Linked DNA regions of Homo sapiens: region 1 is linked to region 2. A link is a loop called in an ENCODE intact Hi-C map of the cell type or tissue named here. Cell type or tissue: adrenal gland. All regions are shown on one strand. Links, peaks and the distances in the headings refer to the core of each region. The heading gives the core; the rest is flanking DNA. Region 1 overlaps HS6ST1 (heparan sulfate 6-O-sulfotransferase 1). Region 2 has its middle 420 kb from the start of HS6ST1.

Region 1 (5,367 bases), core at 126-5,125, 420 kb before region 2:
TCGGCTTCTCATGCTCTTCCCGCCTCAAACCCAAAGACCCACCACACGCTACCACCAAGTGGGGATTGAGCCCAGTCCTGCTGCCTCCGTGATGCTTGAGGTCTGACCTAGAAACACCCCACAGTCTTTCATAGAGGGGGTATGCAGCCCCACAAAATGCCACATGGGATGGTGATGGCACCCAGAGAGGGAAGCTGAGGGGTTGGGGAGACTCCTGGGTTTCCCATCTCCTCACCCTCCAGCATTCACTGGGGCAGAGCAAGGACACTGGAGCAGAGGGATGGCCTAGACCCACCTGCACCCACACAGGCTCACAGCACTGCCTCCTGCAGGGCTGATCCTCCCTGGGCCGGTGGTGGCATCGGTGGTGCAGGACCAGAGGAGTACCTGAAAACAGCCCAATCTTATGGGGGAGGTGGCAGAAGGGGTGGCCACACTGCGCCAGGAGCCAAGCACCGCCATGGGCAGTCTCTGCTGCCAGGGGCCGACTCTCAGGCAGCCTTGCCAGCACTACCTTTGCAGAGCCCAGAGCCCAGGCATGATGCCTGTCCTTCTGCTCTGAGTGAAGGCTGCCAGGTGTCTTCCAGTAAACGCAACGACACAGGCCTACATGTGAAACTGCCCATGTCTGCCCAGGTCTCAGAAGCCCTAGTGTTCTACATCTGGCTGGTCTGGGCCAGCGGCAATCGCCCCCACCTGCAGACAGCCTTCCATGCGCATGCAGGGGTTGCTGGGAGCAGAGGGCTGGGTGCGGCATACAGCCTTCAGGACAGACAGACAGATGTCCACATGCTAGCTCCTGGCCCTCCAGGCTGAGGGACTGACACATTCTCCACCTTCTCTGGGGCCTGACTTCCTTGTGTGGAAAATGGGGCTGCTCTTCATATACTTGTCTTGGGGGAGTGTTGGGTCCAAACAAGATGACCCATTCCAAGTGCCTGCTAAGTGTGCAGGGGACAAGAGTCACCCTGCCAGCCTCTCTACATGCCCCCATGGCTTGTCACGCCTGTTCCTCATAGAGGCGGAATTCAGTCCCGCAAAATGCCACATGGGATGGTGATGGGCACCCAGAGAGGGTGCACCCCAGGCCCCTGGGAGCTGCACCCCTCTCTCAGCAGGGGTGAAACTCAGCCACCTGTGAGCAGGTGGCGACATGTGGGTGACTGGGCATGGCTGCTCCCAAGTGCCCTACATAGATGGGCCACCCCAAGGGTGTACTCATTGGGCAAGGCTTTGCAATAAAAACCATAAGATTAGCACTTTTCGGTGATTTAAGAGAATAAATTTAAAAAAAAATTCACAATAGGCTGGTGCGGTGGCTCACACCTGTCATCCCAGCACTTTGGCAGGCGAAGTCGGGCAGATCACCTGAGGTCCCGAGTTCGAGACTAGCCTGGCCAACATGGTGAAACCCCGTCTTTACTAAAAATATAAAAAAAATTAGCCAAGTGTAGTGACGGGCACCTGTAATCCCAGCTACGTGGGAGGCTGAGGTCGGACAATCGCTTGAAACTGGTAGGCAGAGGTTGCAGTGAGCTGAGATCGTGCCATCATTGTCCAGACTGCACCGGACAGAGTGAGACTCCATCTCAAAAAAAAAATTCACATGCTATTCAGTACCAATGAGTGTGCCACTGACATGGGTGCTCACAGACCACAGGTGGGAGCATACCAGGAGTGGGTGTTCTGAAGAGGAAGGTAACATTTGTACCAAGAGCAGTAAAGACATTCAGACTATTCAACTCAGAAATTCCACTCCTAGGAATCTCCAGAGGAAATCAGAGCTATGCAGAACATTTACACACAAGGAGCAGTCCTGCAGCAGTCCCCACAGAGTACAGAATGAGCAACCTGCGCACTCACCCACTGCCAACCAGCGGTGGCACACTCAGAGCGGAGCAGCTGCAGCCACTCAAATATTAAGTTTTTAATGACAACAGACAACATTTATGGTGAAATTTATATGATGGCTTCAATTACAGTGGAAAAACCATGCATGGGGAATGGATGATTTTCCTTTTCTCCCTCTGCCTCATACTTTCCTCCCACTCATCTACCAAACAATCATTATAACCACAACAAAGCGGGGTGTGAGAGCAAAAGCCTCCAACTCCCCGAAGGACGACAAGACCAGGCCCCTTCTCCTCCTCCCTCCTGGGCCCTGGAGGATGCCAGACCCAAGGTGGCCACTCCCCCGTGTGGCAGCCAGAACTCCTGCTGAGAAAGAAACCTGGATTCCCTGGCCCTAGGGACCAAGGTGGGCACTGCACTCTCTGGGACTGGGCTCTCTGATCCAGGAGCAGGAGTCCCCAGGCCCCAGTTTTATGCGTGAAGTGCCTAGGACAGGAAGCTGTGGCTTGAAGACCACCAGAGCAGCATGGCAGAAATGATCCCCCAAGCTAGAGGACCATCTAAAACGATCCTGTCACCCAACCATTCGTAAGTTTGCCTTATCATGTGTTTGCTTAAAAAAAAAAAAAAAGGATTTTTTATCTATTTTTAGTGAAAATCTAGGAGCATCTTGACCACAGATTCCCTTCTCATCTTAACCAAAGGCCTCTCTAGGCAATGTAGGCACAGTGACACCCCCAGCCTGGTCCCCAGGTCCTGTTCATTGGCCCCAGTCACATGCTCTGGGTAACATCTGTCCCCATCACAGCAGATGAGGGTTTCTCCCTTGATCTCAAAGAAGAAAGCGATTATGAAGGTAAGGTGGAAACTGTCGCATGCCACAGAAACGAAGGCTCTCATCCAAGCCCACCCCTACCTGGTCTGCCCCACCAAGGAGTCCCCAGGTTCTCAGGGAACACCATGACACTCAAGACTGACTCCGTGAACCTGAGTCACAGGGAAAGGGCAGGGACAGAGCCCAGATCCTGCAGAGTCCAGGAAAAAAAAATTCCCATGGTGCCAGCATGAGGGCAGTGCCAAGGTGGCACGGTGTCAGATGGGACAGCAGTCGAGGCGCCTAAGGCAACAGGGGAGCCTAGGAACAGAAAGCCAGGGAAGATTTCCTGGAGGAAGGGGCATCTGAGCAGACTGAAGGGAGGGGAGGAGCAGGCAGAAAAGTGGGAGAGGAGAGCAGGCACACCAGGTGGACGGCACACAGGTCCAGCACCAGGCGGATTTCTGGAGTCTGAGAAGGCTTCAGGATCACGGAGGGCAGGTCAAAGGCGAGGCTGCGGGCTCCTGCGCCATCCCTCCAGCAAGGAAGCACTGGTCTCTGCAGGGCAACGTCACAGAGGCTGCGAGCCCACTAAGGGCTCCAGAGAGGCCCTGGTGCAGAGAGGATGTGAGCTGGTCCCGGGTTCCCGGCCAAGGTGGCCCAGATGCCACACTTGGGCTCCAGATGCCCTCCGTGGCCCCAAATGAAGCCCACATGATTTCAGGGACATTTCCAGGGTGGCCCGGGCAAGACCTTGACCATGCCTGTTCTTGCGTTGCCTTCAGGCAGACGGGAAGAGGAAGGAGGGAGGTTCTGGCTCTGGAGCACCATCTGGACCCTCTGAGTGACAGCGGAGTGTGGGGTGCTGAGACATTCTAACCGAGTGGTCCCTGGAATGGCTGGCCATTTGGCTGCTGCCTGGGGATGGCCACACCTCTTTAAGGCCAGCCAGCAAACGTCCTTCCAGTGGAGTCTTACAAGCACCCTGGCTGATGTCGGCAGATGAGGCAGCCCCCATGGTGAACACAGGACTAAACAGGGACCCGCCAATGCTCTGCTCACTCTTGTTCCTTTCTACCAAGGCAGCCAAGCACTAACAGCCACTAGAAGTTCCAAACCATATTCCAGGAAGACATCAAAAACCTGTCCATCTCCATGGATGCCCAGCTCAGAGCAGCCCAGGCTGATACTGTGCAATGGGGAGGCTGGCAGCCGGGAAGAGCCCCACCTCTCTTACGCGCACCACAGGCCCACTGAGACCCTCCCAAACCGCAGCAGGGAATGGGAGGGGCTTGGTGGAGAGGTTCCAGGAGCCAGCCTTGGGCAGGGAGGCAGGCAGAGATAGAAGGAAAAGAGGGTCTCAGTCCCCAGAGAACACGGAGATGGCAGTGCAGAGCCAGAGTGAAGACATCGCAGGAGGGCCAGGGTGACACCTGAGTCTCCTGACACCAAGCCCACTTAACATGAGGCACCCCAGCAGGGATGGGCACTGCCCCTGATAGAGAGTTGCTGGGTCCCTGGGCAGATGGGGGAAGTGCATCCCAACCGCCACAGCAGAGCAGCTTAGCCCAGCTCCAGCCTGGGCCAGAAGACTCAGGTGGCGGGGCAGCGCTCAGCAGGTGGACCTCAGTGCAGCTTGGCCCTGCGAGCACAAAGGCAAGATTACCTTGGCCTCCTGATGAAGCTCATTAAAAAAGCAATCTACCTAGTGCCTGCAACAGAACTGAAGGGAGTGGAGGCGGAGAAGAGGGACTCGGAGGGTGGGGTGCTGTCACCTGCCCGGTAGCACAACCCACTTCCAGAGTGGGTGGCAGAGGGGGCCTCCTGACGGCCCTGGAAGCCCCTCCCAACCCTGGCGCATGCTGCTGAGCTAGCAATTTCCAGGCTGGCAGCCCACCTCCGCCAGAGGCATCTGCGTTTTCCATTCTTGCTCCACACATGCTCCCTGGGCAGGGGGAGCCGGGCCTTCCTGGTGTAGCACCTGGGGCCCCATCGGCCCCACCTGGTCCTCCCACTCTCATGGACAAACTCCAGAGAAAGGAGGCCAAGGCTCTTCACCCTGGGGACCCACAGGCGTGCGGGGCTGCAGGAAGAGCATCCTGGTTGCAATCTAGGGCTGAGGTGGCCTCTGCTGAGCAGGCTTGTTTCAAAAGCTCCGGCTTCTTGGCGGCCCGAAGCTTCCACGCAATCCTCTTAGGCTGCCGAGCTAAGTCCCTCTGGCAAAGGGGGTGACCCCCATCCTTGCACCCCCCACAGGTAGGGAGGCGTCTGTTGGTATTGGTCAGTGACCAACTCTGGGAGCCTACTGCTCTGACTGGTGGAAGGGTGGGTGGGGGCATGGCTGTGGTCCCAGGCACAGCTGAGCCTAGCACAGAGAAGCTGGACCAGGGTTAGGGGGGCCCTGCAGCAGGAACGTGCATCTGTGCAGAGCAGACTAAGTGCTGGGCCGGAAGCAATCCTTCAGGGGCCCTAGACAGGCAGCTCTGTGACCGCCAAGTGTAGAATGTGGCTGTAAGAGGCTCAGAACATCACCTCCCAGGCTGGGAGCTGCAGTGTGTGTGTGTGTGTGGGTGTGTGTGTGTACAGTTGGGGGAGGGGGGAGAAAGAAAAGTGGGAAGATGCCCCTCCAACTCTAGGACCCCAATTTCCTGACAGCCTGAGAAAGACCACAGAGCAAGGATTGAGGTCTGTGCAGGGGAGCA
Region 2 (5,367 bases), core at 121-5,120:
AAGTGCGGCCAGGAGGATGCGGCCTGTGGATCCTCCCCGGACCTGTGAGCAGCAAGCCTGGGACTGAATCTGTCTGCATCGTTAATCACCGATTTGCTATCTCTTCCTCCACAGCATATCACTCCCTTTCCTCTGGAGGAAAAATGCCTCATGATCTAAAGCTGAAGGCATCTTTCATAATGAAGTGCTTCCTGTGCTGATTCATGCGTCCCCTTTGCCCTCGCGAGTCCCCTTTGACATCCTCCACACACAGAGCGCGACAGGAAACGCGTGTCCTCTGGTTAAGCCACGCTGACTTCCCTGAGGGTTTGGTACCACAGTTAGCACTTTTTGGATGAGGAAGATGAGGCTGAGAAGGGCGCCCAAACCGACCTCCCGGCTGCAGGAGTGTGCGGCCTGAAGGGAACCCCGGGGAACTGCGCAGGCTTTGGGAACCACGCAGGCCGGGTGCAGACGCAGCTGCCCTGCCAAGTAGCACGTGCTCCTGGGAGAAAGATTGCCCTGGGGGAGACACTCAGCCCAGCCCTCAGGTGAACGGACCAGGCCACCAGGCCAGTGGGGCTGAGGGCGGGGAGCCCTGAAGAGGAGAAACCCCGGGATCAGATCTGCATTTTGGGACTTCATGGCAGGGAGGGGCACGGGTAAAGACCCACACGGTGAGGTGGCTGCTGAATTATGGTCCTGAAGGTTGACACAGAGAAGCCAGGATGGGAACAGGGGCTGGAACTGACAGACTGGGATTGCGCAAGGAGAGTGAGGATGAGGGTGACGCACTCGAGGGTGTCCTCGGACCCCAGAACATGATATCCAAGCGCGGGGCTTCCACAGACAGCATGAGTGGGTTCTGTGCAGTGAGACTTTCAGGTCGGAGCCTAGGTGTGGGCGCGGAGGGGCAGCAAGGCCCTGGGGACCCGGCCCTCCCTATCCTCACACACCGTGGTCCCCAGAAGCCTTTTGCTTCACGCCAGCTGCCCCAGGGTGCAGGATGGCCCCCGCCTTCCGAGGTCTTAGGTTTAGGAGGACACAGAACGGAAGGAGAAGGAGGGGCTCCTTCTGGGGGGACTCTTCCTTTTATTCTAGAAGCAGCGCCCTCCTCAGGGGCATTGGCGTAAAAATCATTGGCTAGGCTATTTCACGGCCACCTCACTCCGCCAAGCCCTAGGCAAACGGGAATCTTTACCCGGCCATATTGTGATTCCGAAGCAGCTTGGAATTCTGTCATTAAAGAGACACAAGAAGGAATTCTGTATAACTGGCCGTGTCGGCTCCTGGGGAGGCCACGTTGGCTCGGGCTAAGTGTTCAAGATGGTGTGGTGCAGTGAGTCAGGGGCCCTGACCGGGACCACCCGTAAGTTAAGTGGGGCGTGTGGTCTTCAGGGCGCACAGGTGGAGATGCCACTACATGGTCGCATGTGGGTGTCCACAGTGCAAGAGAGGCCCTGGGCCAGAAACCCAGCCCTAGGCTGTGCCTGTCCCCTGGCCATCTCTGGCTCGCCCTCCCTCCTGCCTTTTCTCTGTCCCTGGGGATGGTTTGCAGGCTCAGACCGCATGTCTGGATTGGCAGTCTCATTCTGCAGGCTCTGCAGACCTAGAAGAACAAAATGCTACCAAAGGAAGGATGCAATTTATCCATACAGAGGCTAGTTTGGACATATGGGAGGAAGTCTGTAAGGGTAGTTGCTTGTCTCTTTTGGATTTCAAGGGCGAATGGAGCCCGGATGCTGGCAGCCCCTCCTGCCCAGCGCCTTGGTTCCCGGGGAATTGAGCCTTGGCTGCTGGCTCAGCCTCCTCTGAAACCAGCAGCCCAGGGTTGCCTTAGAAACATGGCCTGGTGTGGCAAAGCCTATCCCGGGGTCTTTCGTGTTTGTGTCCTTTGAAGCCTAATTTAATCGGTTCCAAATTCTAGAACAAGAGTTCTCTCAGGGTAGCTGCAGACGTGCTCCACCCTCATCCTCCCACCCAGGAGAACCAGCGAGCTCTGGAGAGCCGCCTGCAGTTCTCCCTGGAGCCACAAGATGGCGCCAGGCCGACCGTCAAGGCCGTGGAGCCGGGGAAGAGGGGAAACGCGGGATTCTGGAGTCCCCAGCCCCTGGCCGAATCGGCTTCTGGTGCGGCCGCGTTTGGGGCCGCGGCTCCACCCCCTCTGGCTGGCCAGTAGCCTTCATCATGGGGGACGTGAGCAGACCGAGTGAGAGCTGCCATTTTTCTGGGTGTGGGCGGACAGTTGTGCAGGCCCATGTTATAGACAGAGAGACTGAGGGCGAGAGGCGCCGCCCGCCCGGGGAGCCGACTGCGAAGTGCAGAGCCGTGGTCCCCCGAGGTGTCCGCGCGGCCGCCTCCGGGCGGGGGTCCCCGGGCGCCTTCAGGCCGGGTCTGCTGCGATGCGGCGCCATCCGCGTCCGGCTCCTGGGGCCTGCAGACCTTCCGGGCCACTCCTGGAACCGCGCCGAGACCCAGGCCAGGGTGCTGAGAGCCGCATGTCGCGGCCACCAGGGGTGTTCCTGAGGACTCCACCGGGCTCAGACGAGGCGTCAGGCGGGGACGGTGCGGATGAGCGCCTGTTGAGGCCGGGGCTGGCCAGGCAGGGACAGGGAGCACAGGGAGGACACACAAAGCCGACAGCGTCAGGACGGATCTGGGGAGCAACGTTGCTGTCGCCGTGTGGACAGGACACCGACATTAGCGTGGCATTGCTGGGATGCGGTGTCTCCTGGTGAAGGGAGGAGAGTCCGCGGTGGACAGAGCACCCAGCCCAGGAGAGCCTTGGACACCGCTGGGAGGCTCAGCCTGAGGGTAGCGTGGAGTGGCCAGAGGGTTTCCGCCGGGAGCAGGGGATACCTGGGCTTCTATTTCAATACTGTGCTAACCTGAAGCCCTGAATCCTCCCGGGCCGTCCCTGGAAACCCCGGTCCATGCCCACACCTCCCTTTCTGACTCCTCATTTGTCTGTGCCAGGCACGCAGGACCCTAGTCACAGTTGTATTTGTCCCTGCACTTTCTCTGCAGAAATAAGGTAGGCTCCTGGAAGTAGGGAGTCAAATGTGTCCTGTGCCTCTCTTAGGCTTCTGGGAACCCAGGCTTCCACATACAGTAGGCCTTTAGTTGTTGACCGAAACAGATGCTAGATGCTGTTTGAATCTGCCATGATGGCGCACAGTTTTCCAAAACTCGTCCCTTAGGGCTGCAAAGCCCTGAAATGCAGCAGAGGAGAATCAGAGAGCTTAACTGGCGCAGCTCCCATCTTGAGCACTGCCTTTGTAATTAAATGTCAATTATGATTCATTCAGAGGAAAATCAATTGTGCTACTTTCATAAACTTTTATTTGGTTATTGAAAGGCAAGATTTCTCTAATCAGTTTTTCATTAAGTCAGAGCTTGATTTGCAACTGGAAGCTTCCAAAGCCCTCCCGTCCCACTGCTGTCCCTCTTTGGCCTGAAGAATGTGACCGTTTGGGGTGTGACCCTAGGTTCATATTGCATCCGTGGGTTCCCACACAACCCTGTAGAGCATCCAGACCCACTGCTGCCTCTTTCAGAGCCAGTGTAGACAAGGTCATCTTCAGAGCACTGAGCCTCAGTTTCCTCATCTGCTAAATGAAGGAAGTCTTTAAATGAGGTAGTGGATATGAAGATAAAAATGCCTGGCTCTGGGCCTCACAAATAGATGCTCAACAGATACTAGTTCCTTAGTAGATTTTAGTTTCCTTCCTGCATCCTTGATTTCTGCCTGGACTCTTCTACTTTAAGTGGGGCATTGTGCAGTTTATGGCCAAGAGCCCAGAATGTAGAACTTAGCACCTAGAACTTTGGTGCAGCAAGGCTGGGAGTCACACACCACCTCCCCAGCCCCAGCTTGTCCCCCACAGAGCAGGCCTGCATCTCTCCACCGACCTCGGAGCATTTCCTGGAATCTGCTCCCCAGCTTATTGTGATTTCTAAACATTTACTTTAATGCTTGGATTAATTTTTCTGGTATGTGTGTGTGCACAGGCCTGCAAGTATGTATGTGTACATGCAGGCATGTCTACTGCATGTTGATGCCCTGCCTCTGGAAAAAGTCTGGGGCACACACCATTGCACGTCAGGTAGGGGAGAATTGCCTGAAGGAGAGACGACCATTGCACCAGTGCAGGAGGACTTGGTGGCAGCCCTATTCCCTCTACTTGCTCCTGCTACGTATGAGTTCCCAGTACGTTTTAGCCAGCAGCCTGCTTTGCCGCCATCACTTGCTCCCTGTAGCCTGGGAAATGTTTGTGGCTAATTTTCAGCTGACCGGCAGACTCTGAAGAGGGTGGCCATGCTACTCAGTAGGAATACAGTCTCAAAAAGAGGGGGAGCAGGGCTGCCAGAGTGGGGTGAGGTCTTGCCAGACAAAGGAAAGAAAAGTGCACAGGAAGGAATCTGTGCAGCAGCTTTTCTTCAGGTAAGCCAGACTAATCCCTGAGATCTCAGGCTGAGGGACCAGCACTTTAGAAAACAAACTTGCAAGAGCTTAGTGATGGTTAATGTTGGCTTGTCCCACATTAGCTTGCTGAAGATGGGCATGTATATACCTCCTCTCATTGCCCACCCAGGACACCCCCAGACCTGGTCTCCCAGATTGCCTCTCTCCACCCCTCCAGTTTATAGTCTCCACCACCTCCTACTTGTGCCTGTTCCATTCTTGCAAGAGAAGTTTCTCAAAAGCCAGCTCTATAGCTACTCACTATTCATCACCAAATGTACTTCCCAAGAATAATAACTACACTTGTTGAGTGTGTTAGGCCATCCTTGCATTGCTATAAAGAAATACCTGGCTGGGTAAATTACAAAGAAAAGAGGTTTAATTGGCTCATGGATCTGCAGATGCAAGAAGCGTGGTACTGGCATCTGCTTCTGGTGAGGGCCTCAGTAAGCTTACAATCATGGTGGAGGGTGAAGGGGAAGCAGGTGTCTCACGTGGGAGAGTGGAAACAGGACAAAGAGATGGAGAGATGCCACACACTTTTAAAGAACCAGATCTCAGGAGAACTCACTTGCTATTGTGAGGACAGCACCACGCCATTCATGAGGGATCTCTCCTTGTGACCCAAACACCTCCCCCTAGGGCCCATCTCCAACACTGAGGATTCCATTTCAACATGAGATTTAGAGGGGACACACATCTAAACCATATCACTGAGACTCTACATTTTTATGTACCCAAGAATTCTCTCTGGTTACAGAGCCACACGGCATGTGATGGAAAGGACATAGGCTCTGACATCATAGACGTGCAGGTACCATCCCATCTGTCATTGCCAGCGGGAGAGATCTTGAACAAAATGCACAACTTCCTCATTGCTTATTTTCTTCTTCTCCAAGCCAAGGATTTAGATCAAGGTGAAT

The links. Peaks named below come from ENCODE experiments on the same cell type or tissue, not always from the same donor. Only the 100,000 strongest peaks of a DNase experiment are listed, where the experiment ranks them.
Region 1: it touches region 2 in a loop (3.0-fold over the local background); 35 of 110 quality-filtered maps call a loop at or near these places.

The regions. Positions count from the first base shown.
Region 1 is chr2:128,311,474-128,316,840 of GRCh38, forward strand. All of the region lies in intron 1 of HS6ST1 (heparan sulfate 6-O-sulfotransferase 1), which reads right to left. Among named protein-coding and RNA genes, the nearest start is that of HS6ST1, 4.7 kb to the right of the region's middle. RefSeq lists enhancers at 1-585, 5,253-5,367. In adrenal gland, for the core only: a CTCF peak has its summit at 2,230; DNase peaks (open chromatin) are centred at 3,148 and 4,568; H3K4me3 peaks cover 2,224 bases; H3K27ac peaks cover 4,192 bases.
Region 2 is chr2:128,734,767-128,740,133 of GRCh38, forward strand. No RefSeq gene overlaps it. Among named protein-coding and RNA genes, the nearest start is that of HS6ST1, 420 kb to the left of the region's middle. In adrenal gland, for the core only: a CTCF peak has its summit at 2,012 (motif pointing right); DNase peaks (open chromatin) are centred at 2,085 and 3,045; H3K4me3 peaks cover 448 bases; H3K27ac peaks cover 611 bases.